5 separate regions of the Homo sapiens genome follow, and regions 1, 2, 4 and 5 are each linked to region 3. A link is a contact called in ENCODE Hi-C or POLR2A ChIA-PET data. All regions are on one chromosome and are shown on one strand. The core of a region is the stretch at or near the end of the contact, and the rest is flanking DNA. Distances in the headings are between cores, read along the strand shown. Region 1 holds the start of LINC01556 (long intergenic non-protein coding RNA 1556). Region 2 holds the start of HCG14 (HLA complex group 14). Region 3 holds the start of H2BC17 (H2B clustered histone 17). Region 4 holds the start of HCG15 (HLA complex group 15). Region 5 holds the start of ZNF311 (zinc finger protein 311).

Evidence for each region. A loop is a pair of places that touch in the nucleus more often than their neighbours do. ChIA-PET counts read pairs that join two places held with the same protein, here RNA polymerase II (POLR2A). Pooled maps may share reads with other maps.
Region 1: a map of natural killer cell shows a loop between it and region 3 (3-fold over the local background). The contact joins the promoter of LINC01556 here to the promoter of H2BC17 in region 3. A Hi-C loop is called at or near these places in 7 of 168 maps with a recorded cell type or tissue (B cell, CD4-positive, alpha-beta T cell, CD4-positive, alpha-beta memory T cell and 3 more), 17 of 37 single-sample maps with no recorded cell type and 27 of 50 pooled maps. POLR2A ChIA-PET finds 5 or more read pairs at or near these places in 5 of 52 experiments (K562, OCI-LY7, T-cell and 2 more).
Region 2: a map of natural killer cell shows a loop between it and region 3 (4-fold over the local background). The contact joins the promoter of HCG14 here to the promoter of H2BC17 in region 3. A Hi-C loop is called at or near these places in 1 of 168 maps with a recorded cell type or tissue (natural killer cell), 4 of 37 single-sample maps with no recorded cell type and 13 of 50 pooled maps. POLR2A ChIA-PET finds 5 or more read pairs at or near these places in 18 of 52 experiments (AG04450, CD4-positive, alpha-beta T cell, CD4-positive, alpha-beta memory T cell and 14 more).
Region 4: a map of endothelial cell of umbilical vein shows a loop between it and region 3 (6-fold over the local background). The contact joins the promoter of HCG15 here to the promoter of H2BC17 in region 3. A Hi-C loop is called at or near these places in 11 of 168 maps with a recorded cell type or tissue (B cell, CD14-positive monocyte, CD4-positive, alpha-beta memory T cell and 7 more), 6 of 37 single-sample maps with no recorded cell type and 26 of 50 pooled maps. POLR2A ChIA-PET finds 5 or more read pairs at or near these places in 4 of 52 experiments (AG04450, HEK293, HepG2 and 1 more).
Region 5: POLR2A ChIA-PET joins it to region 3 with 11 read pairs in activated T-cell. The contact joins the promoter of ZNF311 here to the promoter of H2BC17 in region 3. A Hi-C loop is called at or near these places in 2 of 168 maps with a recorded cell type or tissue (ascending aorta and naive thymus-derived CD4-positive, alpha-beta T cell) and 9 of 50 pooled maps. POLR2A ChIA-PET finds 5 or more read pairs at or near these places in 3 of 52 experiments (PC-9, T-cell and activated T-cell).

Annotation. Positions count from the first base shown.
Region 1 is chr6:28,942,275-28,945,109 of GRCh38, reverse strand. LINC01556 (long intergenic non-protein coding RNA 1556) reads right to left here and starts at 1,326. Exons shown (of 1, transcript NR_103538.1): 1 at 572-1,326. TRL-AAG2-2 (tRNA-Leu (anticodon AAG) 2-2) reads left to right here and starts at 1,407; the gene lies at 1,407-1,488. It overlaps TRM-CAT3-1 (tRNA-Met (anticodon CAT) 3-1), which reads right to left and starts at 535; the gene lies at 463-535.
Region 2 is chr6:28,895,141-28,897,840 of GRCh38, reverse strand. It overlaps HCG14 (HLA complex group 14), which reads right to left and starts at 1,311. Exons shown (of 2, transcript NR_104117.1): 1 at 1,111-1,311; 2 at 521-730. TRL-CAA1-1 (tRNA-Leu (anticodon CAA) 1-1) reads left to right here and starts at 1,513; the gene lies at 1,513-1,618. RefSeq lists enhancers at 999-1,634, 2,270-2,700 and a silencer at 2,045-2,208.
Region 3 is chr6:27,891,994-27,894,693 of GRCh38, reverse strand. H2BC17 (H2B clustered histone 17) reads right to left here and starts at 1,269. Exons shown (of 1, transcript NM_003527.4): 1 at 803-1,269. The coding sequence starts at 1,231. The coding sequence ends at 851. H2AC17 (H2A clustered histone 17) reads left to right here and starts at 1,509. Exons shown (of 1, transcript NM_003514.2): 1 at 1,509-1,995. The coding sequence starts at 1,545. The coding sequence ends at 1,937. RefSeq lists enhancers at 506-645, 1,036-1,275, 1,296-1,839, 2,186-2,235, 1,840-2,383.
Region 4 is chr6:28,983,292-28,986,037 of GRCh38, reverse strand. HCG15 (HLA complex group 15) reads right to left here and starts at 1,289. Exons shown (of 3, transcript NR_135289.2): 1 at 1,054-1,289.
Region 5 is chr6:29,003,990-29,006,768 of GRCh38, reverse strand. ZNF311 (zinc finger protein 311) reads left to right here and starts at 1,454. Exons shown (of 7, transcript NM_001382360.1): 1 at 1,454-1,761; 2 at 2,555-2,779.

The DNA.
Region 1 (2,835 bases), core at 77-2,576, 1.1 Mb before region 3:
TAAAAGATAACCAAGTCAGTAATTGATAATTAGATTCTATACCTTCCACACCCCTAGTACAACCCTCCACCCACTTTTTCTTATCTCAGCACTCTAAAACTGGCAAGTTTCTTGACTCTGGTGTTGTTAAAACAAAGACAATTGCCAAGCATATCTGAAAAACATTTGAAAATGCTACCAGCTCTATCTCCAATTGGTATGCAGGGCGGGAGGGGAGATGAGAATTTTGGAGAATTTAATTCTTAGTGAAAATCACTGTTTTGTAACTGAACATGGTTCTATTAAACAGCAATTACCCGTTCTGTTCCATCAAAGCAATGTCCTTAGATTTTTTTTTCCCTTACCAGACATATTGTACACTTTTCTATAGAGAAAGCAGAGAAAGAACAACGTTTTGTCAACTTCCTTTGTTGTCTTACTCATTTTGGATCAAGAAGAAGTAAAATGGCAAAACAGACGCCTTGCCCCCTCTGAGGTTCGAACTCAGGACCTTCAGATTATGAGACTGACGCGCTGCCTACTGCGCTAAGGAGGCAACTGTCTCTCCCGCTTAACCAACGGCTCTACCAAGATGATTATGAGGCATTTTAATAAGGTTTTACGTTCTCTGAATTACAGTGTTTCAAAATAAGGCGTAACTATGATTCAATTCACTTCTAAAACACTTTGGATGACAAAACTACGTAGTACAAGGCAGGGGCCAATTCCTAAACCAACCTCGTTCTCCCACAGACCTTCCTAAGGAAACTTTAAGGGCTGCGAAGGCAATTGAGTCTGGACTTTGCGAAAGGCCTTCCTGTACGGGGCCCTGGATTTCTCATCTCATTTCTGGGCCAGGAACGAGGAGTCTTTCCCTCTATGATTAGGGCTTTCGTAGATGTACCGCCTCTGAAACGAAGACAAGACAAATAATAATGAGTTCACTCTTTTCCTCCCTTGTGAAGTTCCGTGGAGACACTCGGTCCCCTGAAGTGGATGAAGGGCGAGGGGAGGAGGTCTCAGGATTTTTCCTCGCTTTTCTTAGAAGCAACAGGCTCAAACCAAACGGTTGGCCTTGCTTACTCCTGAAGTCGAGAGGCTTACTCCCTGGAATCCAAGTGGATGTGGAGCCCATGGCGTCCTCTGGCGCTCTCGGTCTCTTCGACCCCTTTTTACTGTGTTGATGATAAATGGGGCAGGATTCCCCTCCTGCACCACCTGCAGCATCCTGTCCAGGATCCATCTGGGAGCTGAGAAGAAGCAAAGTGTCAGGGATCGGGGGTTCTCGGGCTATGCTGAGAAGCAAGGAATGCTGAAGAAGGGGCCTGAGGGAAGGGCTTATGGTGATGTGGGAATGGGAATGAAAGGACTGGAAAGGGGCGACAGTCACTTGGGTGAAACTGAAAGCGGCGACGCACCCTGTGGGTGGTAGCGTGGCCGAGCGGTCTAAGGCGCTGGATTAAGGCTCCAGTCTCTTCGGGGGCGTGGGTTCGAATCCCACCGCTGCCAGTGTGAGGTATTTTTTTTTTCCCCCTCGTCATTCTGACCCAGTAAAGTTCCATTTTCAAGCCTTGTGTGGGCAGTTCTCACAGCTTCCTAAGTGAGACAGGTTCCTCTTCTGTTTTCCTAGGGGCCACAGATAACACCCATATGTACAGTCCCACAAACGGTGCCCAAATGTTTCTCGATTTAGGGGCTCAGACATCTCGTCCCCTAGTTATTCCCTTCAGTGGCCTTCATGTGTTTTCATTCACTTTGCGAAATTTGTGAACCAACCAAGGGCAATCCTAAGGAAAAAGTACAACCTTCTTAACTCCAGACTCAAGAATAAATAAGCCACGCACGCTCATCTGCCCTATTTTCCATTGTCTTCTCCAAGGGATAAATGTGCTAAGGCTGAAAAAACAAACGAACCAACAAAAGAAACAGTCACCAGACACCTAGAGCCTTTCCCGCTTCACCTATCCTCAGAGAGCAGTTTAAGGTCCTTAGTTGAACACAGTTGAAGAGTTAGCTTTTGAGATTCTGTTATCTTCTTAAACAGTAAACATTTTTTTCTTTTTTTTTTTTAAGAAATAAGGTGGAGGCTCATAGAATAGAAAGAATAACACCTGTTTTAGGGAAGAAGGACTTGATCCGTTATTTACCTGGATCTGGGGTAGTTTAGACCATCTTTTAAGGCTAGGAGACTCGAGGAGATAGAATGGAGAGTTTTTGTGTGCAGGGAGGTGGGTAGATGCTTAGGAGCACTTTACAGTCGCCTAGGCAGAAGTCTTCTAATTTCACTGCTTCCTTCCTCACCTTCCAAAAGATGTATCCAATACATACTAATTGAGCAGATATTTTGTAACAGGCACCTTGCTTGAAAGGATGAATGCCAGCAAATGATTCCAGGGTTCCTTAGCAATTTAGTCTTGAGAGACTAGAGAGGCACATTAAGCATAGTTGACAAATAATTAATATTAAGATTGACTAAAGTAGTAATTTATATCTGAGTATTTCTTCCAGACACGCTACGTATATATGTGGTCTATTTGTTATATGTTGTTCTCACAATTACTAGATAAATAACCATGTTATCTTAATAAAGTTAAGATTTGAAAAAATGAATTACTACATCCAGCACTATAACATCCTAGTTTGGTCATCCATACTAAAGGACACCTATATGTTGGGTCATCTGGACGCTAAGATGTCCACCTGGGAGCTGGGACCTGGAAAGGCAAAAGAAGATAGGAGGAGGAGGAGAAATAATTATTCCCTTTTGAACTTGTAAAATTTAGCCTAGCAAGTGAAGGCAAAAAAGAAGTCTAAAGTCTCCCAAAAGTCTAAGCTGGGCTGTCCCACTGAGTATTC
Region 2 (2,700 bases), core at 62-2,561, 1.0 Mb before region 3:
GTATACCATATGAAAGACTAAATATATAAAAATGTTAATAGTTACCTCTGACTAGTGAGATTATGGATGATTTTAATTTTTGACATGTTTGTATGTTCTACAATTTGTGTGTACTTTGCAATTAGAAAAAAATAATTATAGTTAGGGTAAGATTACAGTTGCCATGTTGGGAATCACTTCCTGGACAATTTCCTTCCAATCGAAAGAAAATATACAAATCTCATGTATTGGAGGGAGACTGGGGAACCAGTGTTCACTGTACTTCTCACTACTAATTTTCTCTCTATCAAAAATAGGATATGAAACCAAGGAAGTCTGTGGAAATTAAGATAGAGCCTACTGAAACTCAGTTATTTCTCCATGCAGAAAAGAGACCTAACTTTGCCTTACAAAAAGGAAATTTTTTTTATATTAACAAATACAAAAAGTAAGCTATTAGGACAAAATCTAATTAAAATATCCAACTTTATATTTCCTCTATCTGAACCTCACAGCCCCAAATACAAGAGTTAAGACGGTTGAGTTAAAATGTATTTATTGAACCTCTACCGTGTTTGCCAGGCACTGTTACCTGGACGGCATTGGTCTACACATGTTATTTTAGCGGTGTCGCTGGCCTCTAGGGGCTCTTGTTCTAGTGGGAGGGATGATTTCTGTTTAGTTTCAGGGCTCCATTAAAATTTGTGACCTTGGGGCTTCCCGGCCTGGAGCTCAGATTGCTTGGCGAAGGCTGAGAAACAGAAAAGTGGATCAGGCGATGTGGTGCACTCCCCTTAAAAACTACCGCTGTGTTCCCCGACCTGGCAGTGGTCACTTGGAGCCCATTAATCGGGAACATCCGAGAGCGACAAGGAAGGCCGCGGGCGAGCGCGTCGCTCGCGGAGTTTCCCCGGACCTGGGATCGCCGATCCCTCGGCGCGGACACCAGCCTTGCCCATGTGGTGGTCCCTGTGGAGACCTTCCCAGCCGTTCCCGGCTACCACTTTTAGAGCCCAAGACAAACTTCGACGAGTGGCAAGGCAGTGACAAATGGAACCAAAATAGAGGGGCTAAAAGGGGACCTTCCTATAGAACCGGGGTCTTTTGTTAGGGTTTTGTTTTGTTCCTCACCATCTTCCAAACAATGAAGTCCTGGGGGAGGCTAACCACGATCAAGATTTCAGTAAACATCAGACACTGGAGAGCCGACCCAGCGACCGAAGAAGCAAAAGATCTTCTTTCCTTCCTGAAATCTGGGCAGGCTGGGAGCAAAAAAAAAAAAAAAAAAAACCCGCACACGTTTTTCGAGATGGCGATAACAGTTATAAGGCCCGTAAGAGACTTGATCCAGTTTTATGCAGAAACATTTTCTAGTCCTGCGAACCCTTTTGCTTTTTCAATCCACAAGTGGCTTTCTGCCCTTCTGTTACCAAGCAACCCTGACGTCATCGCGTTTCTGCGTGCGTGCACGACACAGAATCATTGCTTGTTGATCTCTATTTTAGTGCAAAAATCAGGGCTGTTATGCAGTGTGTCAGGATGGCCGAGTGGTCTAAGGCGCCAGACTCAAGCTAAGCTTCCTCCGCGGTGGGGATTCTGGTCTCCAATGGAGGCGTGGGTTCGAATCCCACTTCTGACACATACTTTTCTTTTTCCTCTCCTTACTTTAGAGATATCCTGATCTCAGCAGTAGGCATAAACAATTACCAACGTATATTTTTAAGAATCGGCTTTTAGGTACCGGGCGCGGTGGCTCACGCCTGTAATCCTAGCACTTTGGGAGGCCGAGACGGGTGGATCACGAGGTCAGGAGATCGAGACCATTCTGGCTAACACGGTGAAACCTCGTCTCTACTAAAAATACAAAAAAAATAGCTGGGCGTGGTGGCGGGCGCCTGTAGTCCCAGCTACTCGGGAATGAGGCAGGAGAATGGCGTGAACCCGGGAGGCGGAGCGTGCAGTGAGCCAAGATCGCGCCACTGCACTCCAGCCTGGGGACAGAGCGACACTCCGTCTCAAAAAAAAAAAAAAAAAAAAAGAATTGGCTTTTAAATTTATCTCAAAGGGCTTGTCCAAACTAAAAACATTAAAAGCGGAAGCATCGCGATATTTTTACGAAGCCGCGAGATTTGGGCCAAAAAACGCCTAATTAAAGGCAGAGGTTACTAGCGATTGGTCTCTGTGCTGCAGTGCGAGATAATCCTGATGTCGCGGGATTCGGAACGCAGATAGCTTCCTGCCTCGCCGAGGGAATGGAGAGAAGGGGCTCTGGGCGGGTTCTTTTCCCGCTTCTCGACCAGGCTCACACTCTGTGTCTCAGATCCAAGCCCTCCCCTAGATATTTCCTGGAGCACTTTCCTACCAATCTCACAACGCTGTGGCTCGTGACAGTGCAGTCTCTTTAAAAATCTTACACAGGTCCTCTGCTCTCCTATTTTCAAAACTCATGTAACCAGTTCTCAAAAATGTCTTTCGTAAATTATGCACATTCACACTCGTTTTGGCATCTGATCATTACCGTTTTGTCAGTCAAAATTGAGTACCATTTTAACCATTGAATGAAATATGAAAGCTGTACGTTCCTCTCGCAAATGTAATCACCGTGAAAAATTTATTGTATTTTTTACATTTCTTTTTTCTCTGCATTCGCATATATATATAACATTTTGTTTTTTTTTTTTAACAGAAATGTAGTCATGCTATGACATTTTTCACTTAATA
Region 3 (2,700 bases), core at 20-2,519:
GACACCGGTAAGTCAATGTCACCCAGGATCCGTACAACTGCAGTAAGAGGGACGGTTAATTCACAGCTTCCAGCTCTTGGCGCCAGAGTCCGATGCACTCCTGCAGATAACGGTCATTTCCATTCCGGGAGAACCTCTTCGAAAAACAACCCGGATGAGACTATCTGGCAAATTGCAGCCCTTGGCGGGCTTTTCAAATAGAGCGTTGACCAATCAAAGAAGGGGGACGTTACAGGCACTGAAAGAATAACCCGGCCGCGCGCGATGGCTCACGCCTGATATCCCAACATTTTGGGAGGCCGAGATGGGTGGATCACGAAGTCAGGAGTTCGAGACTAGCCTGGTCAAGACGGTAAAACTCCGTCTCTACTAAAAATGCAATAATTAGTCGGGCACGGTGGCGGGCGCCTGTAATCCCAGCTACTTAGGAGGCCGAAGCAGAATTGGTTGAACCCGGGAGACGGAGCTTACAGTGAGCCGAGATCGCGGCACTGCACTCTATCCTGGGCGACAGAGCCAAGACTCCATTTAAAAAAAAAAAAAAAAAACAACACAAAAGGAAAGAGTAACCGAAAACCGAAAGCAAACTTGTAATTATAGCTTAAAGCACAACTGCAAGCCTTTTTCCCCAAGGGTATCTAAGAACCCAAGCTAAATTTGTCTGATGGAGCGTCTATACTCACACGCAAAAAGCCTAGGGAGCTTAGCTTACCTTTTCCCGCCGTCTTCCCTCCTAATGGAGGCCGGCCGGAGTCCACCCAAAAGACTACAAGCAAAATGCACAGGCTCTTTCTCTGGAAGCGTGAGTGGCTCTGAAAAGAGCCTTTGGATTGCTGGCAGCTGCGAGAGCTCACTTGGAGCTGGTGTACTTGGTGACGGCCTTTGTGCCCTCGGACACGGCGTGCTTGGCCAGCTCCCCGGGCAGCAGCAGGCGCACGGCCGTCTGGATCTCCCTGGAGGTGATGGTCGAGCGCTTGTTGTAATGCGCCAGGCGGGAAGCCTCGCCAGCGATGCGCTCAAAGATGTCATTGACGAAGGAGTTCATGATGCCCATGGCCTTCGATGAGATGCCGGTGTCGGGGTGGACTTGCTTCAGCACCTTGTACACGTAGATAGAGTAACTCTCTTTGCGGCTGCGCTTGCGCTTCTTGCCGTCCTTTTTCTGGGCCTTGGTTACGGCTTTCTTGGAGCCCTTTTTGGGGGCAGGAGCAGATTTAGCCGGGTCGGGCATGGCGGAGGAGAGTGAAAGAGCACTCAAATAACAAGAATGAGGACAAGCTGGGTTATGCCCTATTTATTTACAAGTCTATATGCAGATGAGATTGAGAAATTCTTCTGTCTGATTGGAAGTTACTCAGATGACGTTAATATCAATATAGTCCAATCAAAACACGTATATTCAGAAAGCTCATTTGCATTAAGAGGAAGCTGCAAGCTTAGCCAATGGCCCAGCTTCTTTTTCGCGCCCAGCAGCTGCTATAAAATGCGCGTCCCTGTAGGTTCCTTTCACTCACTTTCTGACTTAGGCCACAGGTCGTTTTACCATGTCTGGACGTGGCAAGCAGGGCGGCAAGGCTCGCGCCAAGGCCAAAACCCGCTCCTCTAGAGCTGGGCTCCAATTTCCTGTAGGACGAGTGCACCGCCTGCTCCGCAAGGGCAACTACGCTGAGCGGGTCGGGGCCGGCGCGCCGGTTTACCTGGCGGCGGTGCTGGAGTACCTAACTGCCGAGATCCTGGAGCTGGCGGGCAACGCAGCCCGCGACAACAAAAAGACCCGCATCATCCCGCGCCACTTGCAGCTGGCCATCCGCAACGACGAGGAGCTCAACAAGCTGCTTGGTAAAGTTACCATCGCTCAGGGCGGTGTTCTGCCTAACATCCAGGCCGTACTGCTCCCCAAGAAGACTGAGAGCCACCACAAAGCTAAGGGCAAGTAAGGGCTGAACTTTAAAAATGTAAACTTACAAGACAAAAGGCTCTTTTCAGAGCCACCCACCATTTCTACGGAAGAACTGAGCACTCTGTTCTCCAAACCTATCAGAAATTTGTGGCCGAGTTCAAGCACTGAGGCCATTACTTTCCTATTGGGTAAAATAAAAGTATTGAATCAGGCCTAGTAAATACTATCCAACTGCTACCTTATAACATGAAGGAACCTCCTTAATTGTCCCCTCCCCACAAACTGTCCTGGGTCTTTAAAAAACTTGGGGCCGGGCGCGGTGGTTTATGCGTCCTTAGCATTTTGGGAAACTGAGGCAGGTGGGTGGGGAGGGGAGAAATCTCTAGGGACCTGGAGTTCGAGACCACCCTGATAACGAGACCCCTGCCTCTTAAAAAAAAAATGACTGGGCGCGGTGGCTCACGCCTGTAATCCCAGCACTTTGGGAGGCCGAGGAGGGTGTATCACAAGGTCAAGAGATCGAGACCACCCAGGCAAACATGGTGAAACCCTGTCCCTACTAAAAACACAAAAATTAGCCGGGCGTGGTGGCGAGCGCTACTAAGGAGACAGGCAGGAGAATCGCTTGAACCCAGGAGGCAGAGGTTGCAGTGAGCCGAGATCACGCCACTGCACTCCAGCCTGGGCGACAGAGCGAGACTCCATCTAAAAAAAAGAAAGAAAAAAAATACCAGGCGCGAGGCCCTCGCCTGTATTTGGCGGACTGACAGCAGAAGGAACACTTGAGTCCCAGGAATTTG
Region 4 (2,746 bases), core at 40-2,539, 1.1 Mb before region 3:
GGAAAGAGTAAGGGCACACAAAGTCAGAACAAAGTATGTATGTATTTGAGCCAGGGCCTCGCTCTGCCACGATCAGAGCTCATTGCGGCCTCGAACTTCTGGGCTCAAGAGATCCTCCCGCCTCAACCTCCGAGCAGCTGGAACTACACGTACACGTGACCGCGCCTAGTTTTTCTTTCTTTTCTTTCTCTTTCTTTTCCTTTCTCTCTCTCTCTCTCTTCCCCCCGCCCACCCCCCCCCCTTTTTGGTAGAAACGGGGGTCTCGCTTTTTTGTCCTGGCTGATCTCGAAATCCGAGGCTTCAAGCGACCCTCCCGCCTCCGCCAGAGGAAGAATGTAAACGGGACAGGAATGTGTCTCTGCTCCCCCGCCCTGGCGAGGGACTTGCTAGTATCCTCTATCCAACTGCTGGCTGAATGTGTTCTCTCTAGGAATCGAGGAGGACTGCCTTTCTCGCTGGTTCTATTTCAGTCCCGATCCCACAGCTTCAGTCCAACCGGTTTGCTTTGTTTGATAGGCTGGGCATGAGAGTGAGATTTGGAGCTATCCTCACAGATTCCTGGAAGTTGAACAGATCTCTGATGAGTCCTCTCTTTAGAACTAAACTGATTCCCCCAGGACCTACCAACTTGAGGAATTTTCTGGGAAGCACTTAGGTACCTGTACGGACTTGTCAACAACTGCCATACGTAAGAGACTCTAATTCCAGCTTTACTGTGCATGACCAGAAAGCTTGAAATTGAAATCTTGATGCCATCCCATAGTTAACCGAGATTTTCCAGGTTTATATATAGTTCAGAATTCAAAGTTCTGAAAATCTAAGAGCTTTCACAACTCTGCGCTTTTGCTTCTCCTGAGACGCTTGTCCTGGAATGCTGGTTTCCATTTTGTTCCCTAATAAAAATCTTGTTCATTCTTCAAAGCCCACTTCAAATAGGGTCTTCCCCACCCCACCTCCAAATCTCCCTCTCTCTCTCACATACACACACCCCATTGTATTTTTCCACACTTCATTTTAGCAGGTAACTCTGTGCCCAATAGAAAATTTACTCACTTGGCGGGGCGCGGTAGCTCACGCCTGTAATCTCAGCACTTTGGGAGGCCGAGGCGGGCGGATCACCAGGTCAGGAGATCGAGACCATCCTGGCTAACACGGTGAAACCCCGTCTCTACTAAAAATACAAAAAATTAGCCGGGCGTGGTGGCGGGCGCCGGTAGGCCCAGCTACCTGGAGGCTGAAACAGGAGAATGGCGTGAACCCAGGATGCAGAGCTTGCAGTGAGCCGAGATGGCGCCACTCCACTCCAGCCTGGGCGACAGAGCGAGACTCTGTCTAAAAAAAAAAAAAAAAAAAAAAAAAAGGAAAACTTACTCACAGTATCTGTCTCCTTCATTCCCCAAGTACGGTGAGAAGAATGATGATGATGATAATATTAATAACACGGATTTGGATAATTGGCTGACTGCTTTTGTGTATTATGTTATTGACTCATCGCAACTTTATATAGTAAATACTGTAATACTTTTATTCCCATTTTACAGTTGAGAAAATTGGGATTTGGGGGGTGTTAAGAGGTGAGATTTCTGTCTTGGTCATTTTTCATTTTCCATAGTGACTAGTGTAGTACAAGCCTACTGGCTCTGAATATTTGCAGATTGATTCCTTGACCCTAGCTGTTGACTTTTTTTTTTTTTTTTTTTTTTTTTAGTAGTCTTTCACATTCTCTTTCCTCCTCTTGTCTTGATGCATATTTTGGTTTTGTTATATTTTTTCGACGTTCTCTCTGAGCTGACGAGTAAACGGTAGCAAGTCTGGTGAATAAACAGAACCTACCGTGCCAAAATTAGGGAATTTTTTTTCCTATGGACAATGAATAATAGCTCAGATGAGAAGGAAAGAAACTGGTAGCATTCGAAGAAGAGTTCTTTTTCTCTAATCCAATTAGCTTTATGTGGAAAATGAAAGAAAAGAAAAGAAAAGAAAAAAAGAGGCATTAATCAAGATAAGTTAAGCCAGACAGTTCCTTTCACAGGGGTCCCAACCAGACTGTTTTCTGAAAGCAGAGGCATAAAAACTAATGAAGCAAGAGATTCTTGCTGCACATAGAGGAGACAACGTGTGATATCACGAAAAGAGGGTGCTTTTCAAGAACTGATCACCAGCAGGCCTAGAGGGTTGAATTCCTATGAAACATTAGATTAAAAGGCTTCCGTATATACAGGAATTTTACAAACCATATTACTTTTATGTCTATGTCAAAATAAGATTTCTTAGTCAAATTGATCTTATGTATGTGTCAAAGTTTATTAATTCAAGGACAGAACTGACAAGATGACAAAAGAGTGTCCCATCTCAAGGAAGTTTTGGAAACTGTGAATATATGGAGCCAGGGAAGAGAAGAGAAAGTGCAATTAATTAGAAAAAGTCCTGCTTCATTTAACTGGATCATAACAACATCACATCCTGGCTGGAAGCGGTGGCTCACGCCTGTAATCCCAGCACTTCGGGAGGCTGAGGCGGGTGGGTCTCTTGAGATCAGGAGTTCGAGACCAGCCTGGCCAACATGGTGAAACCGCGTCTCTACTAAAAATACAAAAATTAACCTGGAGTGGTGGCACGTGCCTTTAATCCCAGCTACTCGGGAGGCCGAGACAGGAGAATTGTTTGAACCCGGGAAACGGAGGTTGCAGTGAGCTGAGATCGGGCCACTGCACTCCAGCCTGGGCGACAAAGAGAGACTCCATTT
Region 5 (2,779 bases), core at 205-2,704, 1.1 Mb before region 3:
TGAAGGAAAGTTTTTCTTTATAGAGGAGTTCTAACTAATAAATGTGAAAAAATTATTGAATTAGAAAAATTACAATTTTACAAACTCTAATGAAATGGGGTGGCTGAATCTATCAGATTAAAAGCCAGTGGGAAAGTTTACATGGAAGGATTCAGCTATCAAGTATTAAACCCACTGGTCAATCTTAGCATCAAAAACATTATATGCTTCCTGATGTGTGGCAAAAAGTACATAGCACCACCTAAGGATTCTTACTAACAAAGTTAAACCTAACTCTAATCAAACCTTTAGAGGTAACATCAAGTTTTACAGGAAATATGAGGCTAGAGAAACTAATAAAATGGGGACACAAATAGACAAAGCCAGCATGTAGAACATTCAGGACAAATGTCCCAATTTGTTCAATTAGTTGACTATATGAGGGGAAGACGAAGAGGAGGATGGAAGGAGGAACTAGTTCAGATGTGAATTTTAAAAGAATTAAGACACATGCCCAAATTAAATACTGGAACTTTAGATCTTGAATGAAATAGAAAACAAATGTAAGAAGCATATGTATATATTTAGGGAAATATAATATGGACTTGGTATTAGATGATAACCAGGAATTATTTTGTTAAATGGGATAATGGTATTGTGATTCTGTAGGAAAATATCCTTTTTAAAATAAATGCATAATGAAGTTGAAAGTAAGATATTTGGGGTTTGCTTTAAAACGTTTCAGCAAGAAAAAATGGAGATGGATGAAACAAGTGTGGCAGAATTTTATGTATTTTTAAATGTAAATGATGGGTATATATGGGTTAATTATACTCTTCTTTCGACTTCTGCATAGGCTTAAAATAGTCTTTACTTTTGAAAAAGACATTCAATTATTTGTGTTCTTAGTTAATATTTAAAAGTAACTTTTTCATATATTTGTCACAAAACTTCTGTCCATTCCTATCTAGAGGTTCCTCTACATGGGAAAAAAGGAGCAAAAGGGTAATATTTCTGCAACCCCTTTGCACAGGCCATAAACGCACGCAAACTCCTAGAAGGCTGAGCCGCGAGGAGGAGGGCGGAGAGTTTAAGGGAACGCCTAGACCAGAGAGTTGACGCCTTTCCTAGAAAATCACCGGAAATGATAATTGGCGGACTAGGAAGTGGAGCTTCTGTATATTTCTGTTTCTCATTTCTTGGGGAGAGTACCGGCGGGAAGGTCTGTGCCTTGGGCCGTCGTGGGTCGGAATTTGCAGCTGAGAGGAGAGGAGTCCGGTGCCGCCGTCGCCCCCCTCACCTAAATACCCGGGCCCCTGGGGTTGCAGGCAGGGGCGGGTCTTTGGGGCCAGATTTGAGGAGGGAGTCGGCTGCGGTTTCCTCCCTCGAAGCCATTCCCCAAAATGAGCATTTCCCGCCCATTTGCCCTACCTCCTCCCAGGGGCTCGTGACCCATTTTTTTTTTTTTTTTTTGAGACCGGAGTCTTGCTCTTGTCGCCTCCTGACCCATTCTTTTTATTCTTCTCTACAGCATCCATTCATATATTCATTCAGTCAGCTAATTTTTAATCCAGCACATACTATTGCAAGCGCTGTTTTAGGCGTTGAGAATACAACTGTGAACAAGACGACAAAAATTCCTGCCCTCATGGAGCCTAAGAGCCTAGATTTTAGCGAAGGTAGAACCACCGTAAACAATGTATATATTAATAAGTAACTTATGCACCATACTGGAAAATTATAAAGTGCTATAGAGGAAAAGAAGAATTCATGTAAAGCAAGGTAAGGCCCATCAGGATTGGAAGGAGGGGATAGGCTGCAATTTTAAATAAGGCACTCAGAGTAGACCTCCTTGGGAAGATGACCTATAAGAAAACACTTGAAGGAGGCAAGATTATTAGCCATGGAGATCGCTTAAGGTGAAGGGAGCAGCCAATGGAAAGGCCCTAAGATGAAAGAGAAGGAAGGTCGGTATGGCTGAAGATTGAGGGAGTGGGAGAAGAGTAGAAGGTGTTGAGAATGACACATCCTGTAGACTTGTATGCCACTCTTAAGACTTCAGCTCTTATTTTGGGTGAGCAGGAGAGGAAGTTAGAAGTCACGGGCACATTCAGTAGGGCCTTGTATACCTCGGTAAGGACTTCAGGTTTTATTTTAAGTATGAACCACTGGAGAGTTTTCAGCAGAGCGATGAAATGATCCAACTCAAGTTGTAAACGGACTACTCAGACTGCCCTATTAAGAAAGGAGGTGGAGCTTGCAGTGAGCCGAGATTGCGCCACTGCACTCCCGCCTGGGCCACAGAGCGAGACTCCGTCTCAAAAAAAAAAAAAAAAAAAAAAAAAAAGAAAGGAGGAAGGCAAGGATTGAAGAAAGGAGACCAGTTAGAAGACTACCGCAGTAATGGAAAGGAGGGGAGATAGCAGGTGATGGTGGCTCAGACAAGGGTGGTAGCCGTTGAGATTGTATTCTGGATATGTTCACATTTTCAGTTTGACTTCGTGCCTCAGGTTCTCAGTGACTCCCTATTTTTTCCTGTGGTCACATTCCTCTTTTCCCTTCACCAAATATGCAGGGAAACAAGATGTGAGATCACAGCGGTTTAGTGTTGCTAATGAACCCCAAATCCAGGGCAGTGTTTGACACATTAAGCCAAACAGTAGCGGCACTGTGGGTCAAGAAGGGCCCTTTGGCTGGCACCACCAAAACATGTGTTCTCCAAAGGAGGCTGGCATCAACTGGAGCCACTTCACAGCTTGTTTGAGAACTGGATCTGACCAGTAGGAAGAAACCAGGACAG